Regions from separate parts of the Homo sapiens genome. Here region 1 is linked to region 2. A link is a contact called in ENCODE Hi-C or POLR2A ChIA-PET data. All regions are on one chromosome and are shown on one strand. Each heading gives the region's core, a stretch centred on a gene start or an enhancer-like site at or near the end of the contact. The rest is flanking DNA. Distances are from core to core; before and after follow the strand shown. Region 1 overlaps DLGAP1 (DLG associated protein 1). Region 2 overlaps DLGAP1 (DLG associated protein 1).

Region 1 (4,109 bases), core at 1,113-3,612, 170 kb after region 2:
TACTGATCTCTTTGATGGAAACTTTGACCTCTTACTTCCCTTCTCTCAACCCCTTCTGCATGGAGTTTGGACCTTGAGCTCTGCAATTCCATTTGCTGTCTTGGCCTCCACTGCAGACCAGAAGGAATGGGATGGTCCCACTAACCTGACAATGTGTGGCACCACCATCTGCGGCCACACCTCACCATACAGGCCAGCTTCTTTGGGCACCTGTGTCAGCCCAGATTGAGCCTGTGTTAGCTGAACTGCTGGAATAATGTACTGGGGCTTGTGCATGTACCTTCCAGATCCTGTTGGTCCTGCCTGACCCCTCAGCCTTGGACTCTGGCCCTGCTTCCTGGACAGAGCAGCCTCAGGATGGCTCATGCTGCTGCCATCTGTGAAGCCTGGCCACCGTGCTTCTTCCTCCACCTGCGGCACTGCTGGTGTCTCGACCTCCCTCAGGGACGGGTTTGCCCAACCCCATTGAGCCGCTGGGCCTGTGGAGGCTTTTTCACTAGGAGTCTCAAGGCCCTCAGTAAGTATCACAGCTCACAAGTGCGGCGCTGTTAATATCCCATGGAATACGACTCGACCAATGAAAGGCAGGAGACCAGGAGGAATTAGCAGATGAATTGCTTGCCCTCTCTCTCTGAGAAGGACTGTTTCAGCACACCACGGTTCCATATGGCCTCTCCAGAGTCATCCATGTGATCCAATGGCCAGCTCTGTTTTCTTCCACAGCCCATGTCTGATCCGTGAATGCACCCTGCCAGCCCTGCCCTCAGGATGGGCACATACCTGTCCACTGCCCCACCCTGTTCTCACTCTCACTGTCCCGGAGGGCTGTGTGGCTTTCCCTGACTTCCATCCTTGCCTCCCTCCAATTTCTTCTCGATAGAGCAGCCAGATTTATTCCTTTGAAGTGCTGCTCCTCCACCCAAGGCTGTCAGAGTCCCCGTGTCACTCAGAGTACAACCCAAAGTATTGACTTCCATTCTTCCCCCTTCCAATTTCTTCTTGATAGAGCAGCCAGATTTATCCCCTTAAAGTGCTGGTCCTCCACCCAAGGCTGTTAGAGTCCCATGTCACTTAGAGTACAACTCGAAGTGCTCCCCGTGGCCCATGCTGTCTGGCTCCCTTCCCTCCTGCCTTCTTGAGCCTAGCTCTCTCTTTGCGCTCTCTGCTGTGGCCACCCCTGCTCTCCTGCATGGCCTCCTGCACACCAGGCACACCTCCAGGACTTGCTGCTTTCTGTCTGACTCACTTTCCCCTTGCACAGCTGCATGCCCCACTCTGCGACCCCCTGACACTATCCCCTTGTGAGTGTGGCCTTTCGTAATCACTTTCTCTGAACAGCACCTCCTCCTGCTTAACTTTTTCCTTCTTAGCCGTTATCCTAGTCTTCCTTGCTCTTTATGTCACTTATCTGTCTTGCTGGTTTTTGTCTTCCCTACTAGGATGCAAGCTCTGTAAGGGCAGGGGCTACTGCCTGTTTTGTTCACTGTGGTATCCCCAGTGTCCAGCACAGTGCCTGGTACACAGCAAGGTTAAGTACCAGCTGAACAAATGAACCCATGAATGAACGAGGACACCACATATACTTAAATGCTTCATTCCTAACTCTGCACGTCTCCTCCCTTCTCCTTTGTCAAGAAGGGCCTGGCTGGCTAGGTCCCAGTTGTCTCTTAGTTCCACCTGCCCTCAGACTCTCCTGTTTGGCTGCACAACTTCCTTTAACCCTTCTCTAACTGTGGCAGCATGGAAGGTGACAGCTTGGAGGTCAGTGATGAGGCAGGAAACTTGTTAGCTAGGACAGAACATATACAGAAGAGACTCAGTGCAGCTGACAGTGTGCATTATTGTGATACATGTTCAAAGCCCATCTCAATTATAGGCATGGATTCATTTATTTCTGACTTCAAAACTCTCCGTGTCAAAGTCTTGCTCTTACTACCTTGTTGAACTTGACTATAGCAATGGGGAATGGCACCTGGAAAGGGTCCCGTGGAGAACCCACCCAGGATGCTGTCAGTCAGCACTGACCATGGGGCTGAAGGTGGAAGGTTCCTCTATGTATAAAGAGAGCTTCTCACACTCGGGGCTTTTGTGTGGGACAGGAAAGGCTGACATAAAACAATGGGATTGAGTCATTCATGTGGGACCATACGTAGCCACAAAGGTGTGACTTGGCCCACTGCCCCCCTAGAGGGCAGATTGCAGAAGTTGGCAGAAATGTCACCTAATTATCAAGGTGGCTGTGTGGCTGGGAGTTACTGCTCAATCTATTCAGCAGCGGAGGAAGCTCTGCCAGTTCTCAGCACATAGGATCTGGCTAATCTGATAACATATGGAGGAGAAAAAGTGCGTCACTGGTTTCCTCTCGCACCACGCCTGACTTCTGCAAAGCAGCTTCTCTCCCACTTATCTCCCACTGCGAAGCCTTAGGCATTCATTCCTGTGTGATGGAGTCAGCATCCTGAAGAATATGGAATATCTTAGAGATGCAAACGATCCAATGAATACTTATTTATTGGTCAGGGAGAATGTAACTGAAGCCAATTTCCCTTGTGAGTTACTCACTTACTTCCAAATTGGCATGAGTGTAAGACTCCGTGGACATATATAACTCATTCTAGCCAGGATCCAGAGGATCACAGAGACACCCACTGAGTGTCCTAAGTGACAGGGGAGATGGATGTCATGAAAAGCCAGGAAGAAACCCCCAAATTCCTTGAAACAGACACAGAGATTTTCTTATTGGAAACTAAGCTAAACACTTATTTAAAAATATATTTTCTCCCTTGTCCTCATCTGTTTTCTTTTCTCTTTTCTTTTTTTTGAGACAGGGTCTCTCTCTGTTGCCAGGCTGGAGTGCAGTGGCATGATCTTGGCTCACTGCAACCTCCGCCCCCTGGGTTCAAGCGATTCTCCTGCCTCAGCCTCCTGAGTAGCTGGGACTACAGGCGCCCACCACCACGCCCAGCTAATTTTTGTATTTTTAGTAGAGACGGGGTTTCACCATGTTGGCCAGGATGGTCTCGATCTCTTGACCTCGTGATCTGCCCACCTTGGCCTCCCAAAGTGCTGGGATTACAGGCATGAGTCACCGCGCCTGGCCTGTTTTCTATTTTTAAATTTACTTGTATTATTTATTTGTTTGTTTATTTTTAGAGATGAGGGTCTCACTATGTTGTCCAGGCTGGACTCCCAACTCCTGGGCCCATGCGATCCTCCCACCTCAGCCTCCCAGGTAGCTAGACCGGGAGATAGATAGATAGGCACATCACCTATTTTCTTAGGGTTCCAGGGCTTGTTGAATACAAATTATCCAAATAAAACACAAAGGTTCTCCTCATATATACCAACCAAAACCCACAAAAAAATTTGTTATCCTTGTATTGTATGATCTCGTTGGACATCTGGCAGTGCTGGGAGGAATGAGCAGGTGGAATGAGCAGAGCCGCAGGATTGGGCCAGTCTTAAAGAGATGCTATCCGATGGTCAAAGGGCTAATACGATTAAGGAGTTAAGGACCAACATCGCCCACTGAGTTATTGCCAATTAGTAGCCAGGTTTCCCCAGCAGCCCCAAGCAAACATTATCACCAGCATTGATTACTGATATCGCCCTTCTGTATCTCTGTTCTGGGTTCTAATGCAGACATAGAGAGAGAGAAATTAATTTGTGATTAAGACAGGCAAAGCACTCAGAACTGTAGACTCAAGATTGTCCTGGGAAATCTTCCATAGTGAAGATTTGGAGGGAACAACTCTTCTCTTCTCATTTCTCACTGGCATTTAATACTATGGAAAACATTCTGGTTGTGGAGTGTGAAGTCCTGGGCTTTTGGTTCTGCCCATGACCTGTCATTAATGCAACAGATTCTCCGGTATACAAAGGGGCTGTTTAATAATCAAATGAGATACAAATGACAAACTTTTACAATTGTAAAAACTACATGAAAACTTAATGATTTCATGAGTACTGTATATGAAAAATGTTTCTAATAATTGTAACATTCCATTGGTAGGATTCAGGTAGTGTGTTCTCTTAAGAGGCCCTAAAGAGAGGGAACATGCGCTGAGTGACAGCCCAGGAGGAAGCAGACACGTAAGGTGAGCTCGATC
Region 2 (3,564 bases), core at 142-2,641:
CGAGACCAGCCTGGCCAATGTGTCTCTACTAAAAATACAAAAATCAGCCGGGCGTGGTGGCGCATGCCTGTAATCCCAGCTACTCAGGAGCCTGAGGCAGGAGAATCGCTTGAACCTGGGAGGCGGAGCTTGCAGTGAGCCGAGGTCACACTACTGCACCCCAGCCTGAGAGACAGAGCAAGACTCCGTCTCAAAAAAAAAAAAAAAAAAAAAGGAAAACCCCCCTAGAAAATGCTTTTCCCGTTGCTTCCCTGCTAATGGGCCTTTTTCATCAGGGCAGCCTCCAGCCTTAGGATGTGGCCGGTCCCCGTGCGGATGCCCGTTTCCCCTCCTGCCTGCATTCATCTGACCGGTTCAGTGGGATCTGGTACTTTTCCTCCCTCCTCCTCGTGCTGGGCTTCCACATCATCCAGACAGCTGCTGCCACATTCCACCGCTCCAGCAGCGGAAGTAAGGCACATTTAGGCCCTTTCTGGGTGAGTGACAGCATTTGAGATGAGATTAATCAAATGCCAGTGTTAGGGGAAAGCAGCCTTTCCCTGAGTCACCTCTGCTCCACCTTTCTCATGACACAGAGCATGAGCCTGTCCAACGGTTGGCCTGTGCGTCAACCTCTGGCCAGGAGACAACGGGCGCCTGTGACCTGGGCGTGAACCGTCTGTTTGTGCGCATAGGTCTGACACTGCTGCTGGGCGAGCCTGCGTGCCCCTGCCCCGCGGTCCATTGACTGTGCCGCTGAGCACAGGCAGGGATGTGTGCCTGTCGCCCTGGGCCGCTGTCCCCTGACGGCAGATGAGATATTCTTCCAGCTCAACACTGATGTTGCAGGGTTTTTCCTCACCTACCGCATGACGACTGAATGAAAGCATTCCAGGAAACCAAAAGGGCTGGGCAGGCCTCTGGAATTTCAAAGCCGACAGCCTGGCCCTGCTGGCAGCTCATTTCTGCCGCGTCATTTTCTCTGAACTGTAGGAGTAGTTTTGTAGCAAACTTATCACCAAAATCCCACAAATGTTAAGCATTACCCTTCTTAGAAAGGAAAAGCCTACTTACTTTTCCCCATTGGAAGACTTCAATTTTTTAAGATTCAAGAAATCCCCAAAAGTCATGATAAAGAAGAGGGAAAACAGACTGAGCATACCCATCCCCTTTTAAATTCAAATTTATTTTGTTTTTTTCTGCTTAGCTACAGGGAAGGTTTGATCATATCACATCTGAGTTAGGCCATATGCACCCAGGGGGAATCTCAAGAGCAAACTAATCTAAACTCCAAGAAATAGACCACTAAGACCCACCCAGGTAGTACTCACTGAACGCTCTTCCTGCCTCTCATAAGAACCAAAAATAGCGGTTTCCCGCAGATGCTCCCAGAAGCAAAGTCTACCTACCACACACACAATATGCAGAAGGGAAAAACCCAAGCCACAAGTCCCTAAACGCCTGAGTCGTGACTCATGGAGGCTGTCCTCCACCCCTGCCAAGTATAAGAAATGATTTCTACCCACCCACTTCTCTAAGGAGATGGTCCCTCATTCCTCTCTCCCGAGCAGGCTTCACAGCCCCCTTCATAGAGATGAAGCCCTAGTCATTAAATGCCCAGTGATGTTACGACTGCCAAATTCTATGACTATTTGGAAAGTTTTATCAGGTATGGATACACTCCACCTATTTGCTTAGGTGGCCAAGATCTCTGTGCAGTTGCACAGACAGTTTCTGTCCTCCCACCCCGTGAGAGGTTGTGTGTGTGTTTGCGGGGGCTGGGAAGCTAATGGAGGGAAGGAGAGACCTCCTCAGGTGAGTCACCTTGCAGTGGAACTGCTTCCTGTGTGTGTGAAGTTCTTCAAGGAGGCACCACTTCACGCAATGCCCCAAACAGAAAAATCGAAGCAAATTAGCAAATTATTTTCTAGGAGATTAGATGTTGGACAACTTCAAGCTTTCACAATAGAAAATGGCTTGTTTTAAGGCAGTTAAACCCAAAGCATGCCTTTTTTGGGGTTTTGTTTATGAATATGTTGTAATCTAAGAAGAGTAATGTTCTTACAGAAAAATTAGACCTTCATGATTGCAATCTAAGTGAGAGGCAATTAGGCTTATTTTTCTTAGAGATTAGTACATCATGTTAGTTCAGAAAGCATTTGTAAAACAGAAAAAAAAAGGAAATCATAAATATCAATTTCATCTTAACACAATGCAACTATCACTGTTCTCAACCTGAGTTCTTAATTTCTGGCATGTCACAAATTCCTTGAACTACCAATGTTGAACTAACCTCCCCTGACCCAGGGAGTTGAATAGTTTTTTCAAAGGATATGATCAAATCTCTGTTCATGCATGCCTACATTTATTCATTTTCCAAAAGCATAAATTAATTCTGAGGGACAGAAAGTAGACTTGTGCTTGCCTAGGTTTGTGGGAGATGAAAATGTGGCTGGGAGCCATGGCTCACACCTGTAATCCCAGCATTTTAGGAGGCTGAGGCAGGAGGATCATTTCAGCCCAGGAATTCAAGACCAGCCTGGACAACATAGGGAGACCCATCTCTACAAAATAAAAAAATTAGCCCAGCGTGGTGGCACATCCCTGTAGTGCCAGCTACTTGGGGGGCTGAGGTGGGAGGATCACTTTAGCCCGAGGTTGAGGCTACAATGAGTAGTGATCGCGCCAGTGCACTCCAGCCTGGGCTACAGAGTGAGACCCAGTCTCAAAAAAGAAAAAAAAAAAAAAGATCAGGAATGGCGGCTCACATCTGTAATCTTAGCATTTTGGGAGGCTGAGGTGGGAGGATTGCGTAAGCCCAGGAATTTAAGACAAGCCTGGGCAACATGGCAAAACTCAGTCTCTACAAAAAATACAAAAATTAGCTGGGCATGGTGGTGGGCGTCTGTAGTCCCAGCTACTCAGGAGGCTGAGGTGGGAGGATCACTTGAATGTGGGGGGTCAAGGCTTCAGTGAGCCGAGATCACACCACTGCACTCCACCCTGCTGGGTGACAGAGCAAGAACCTGTTAAAAAAAAAAAAAAAAGCAAAGAAAAGAAAGCTGGATGTGGTAGCTCATGCCTATCATCCCACTACTTTGGGAGGTGGAGGTGGGCGGATCACTTGAGGTCAGGAGTTCAAGACCAGCCTGCCCAACATGGAAAAATTTTGTCTCTACTAAAAATATAAAAATTGTGGTGGCGTGCACCTGTAATCCCAGCTACTCGGGAGGCTGAGGCAGGAGAATCATTTGAACCCGGGAGGGCGGAGGCTGCAGTGAGCTGAGATCACGCCACTGCACTCCAGCCTGGGCAACAGAGTGAGACTCTGTCTCACAAAAAAAAGAAAAGAAAATATTTGAAGCTAAGACTGTGGTGATGGTTGTACAACTCTGTGAGCACACACACAAAAAACGCTGAATTGTGCACTTTAAACGAGTGGATTTTATGACATATGAGTCATATTTCAATAAGGTCATTAACAATGTACCTGAAAGAATTACATGGTCTCATGAAAGTACTGCTAACATTTTATTAGTGCTAGTAATTTTTTTTTAATAGAGATGAGGGCTCACTATGTTGCCC

Evidence for each region. Hi-C counts contacts between places; a loop is a spot of excess contacts on that map. ChIA-PET counts read pairs that join two places held with the same protein, here RNA polymerase II (POLR2A). Pooled maps may share reads with other maps.
Region 1: a loop to region 2 is called in a map of PC-9, with 3 times the contacts of the local background. The contact joins two enhancer-like sites. A Hi-C loop is called at or near these places in 2 of 168 maps with a recorded cell type or tissue (PC-9 and endothelial cell of hepatic sinusoid) and 3 of 50 pooled maps. POLR2A ChIA-PET finds 5 or more read pairs at or near these places in 6 of 52 experiments (BJ, Caco-2, HEK293 and 3 more).

The regions. Positions count from the first base shown.
Region 1 is chr18:3,792,514-3,796,622 of GRCh38, forward strand. The region is part of intron 5 of DLGAP1 (DLG associated protein 1); the gene reads right to left. Among named protein-coding and RNA genes, the nearest start is that of DLGAP1-AS3, 84 kb to the right of the region's middle. Within about 2 kb of position 2,363, at least 5 of the 41 ENCODE cell types and tissues checked have a DNase peak (open chromatin) inside an H3K27ac peak, as active enhancers do; they include PC-9, where a contact is called at or near this core.
Region 2 is chr18:3,623,585-3,627,148 of GRCh38, forward strand. The region is part of intron 7 of DLGAP1 (DLG associated protein 1); the gene reads right to left. Among named protein-coding and RNA genes, the nearest start is that of DLGAP1-AS2, 22 kb to the left of the region's middle. RefSeq lists enhancers at 1-469, 252-1,451, 1,616-2,187 and a silencer at 286-580. Within about 2 kb of position 1,392, at least 33 of the 41 ENCODE cell types and tissues checked have a DNase peak (open chromatin) inside an H3K27ac peak, as active enhancers do; they include PC-9, where a contact is called at or near this core.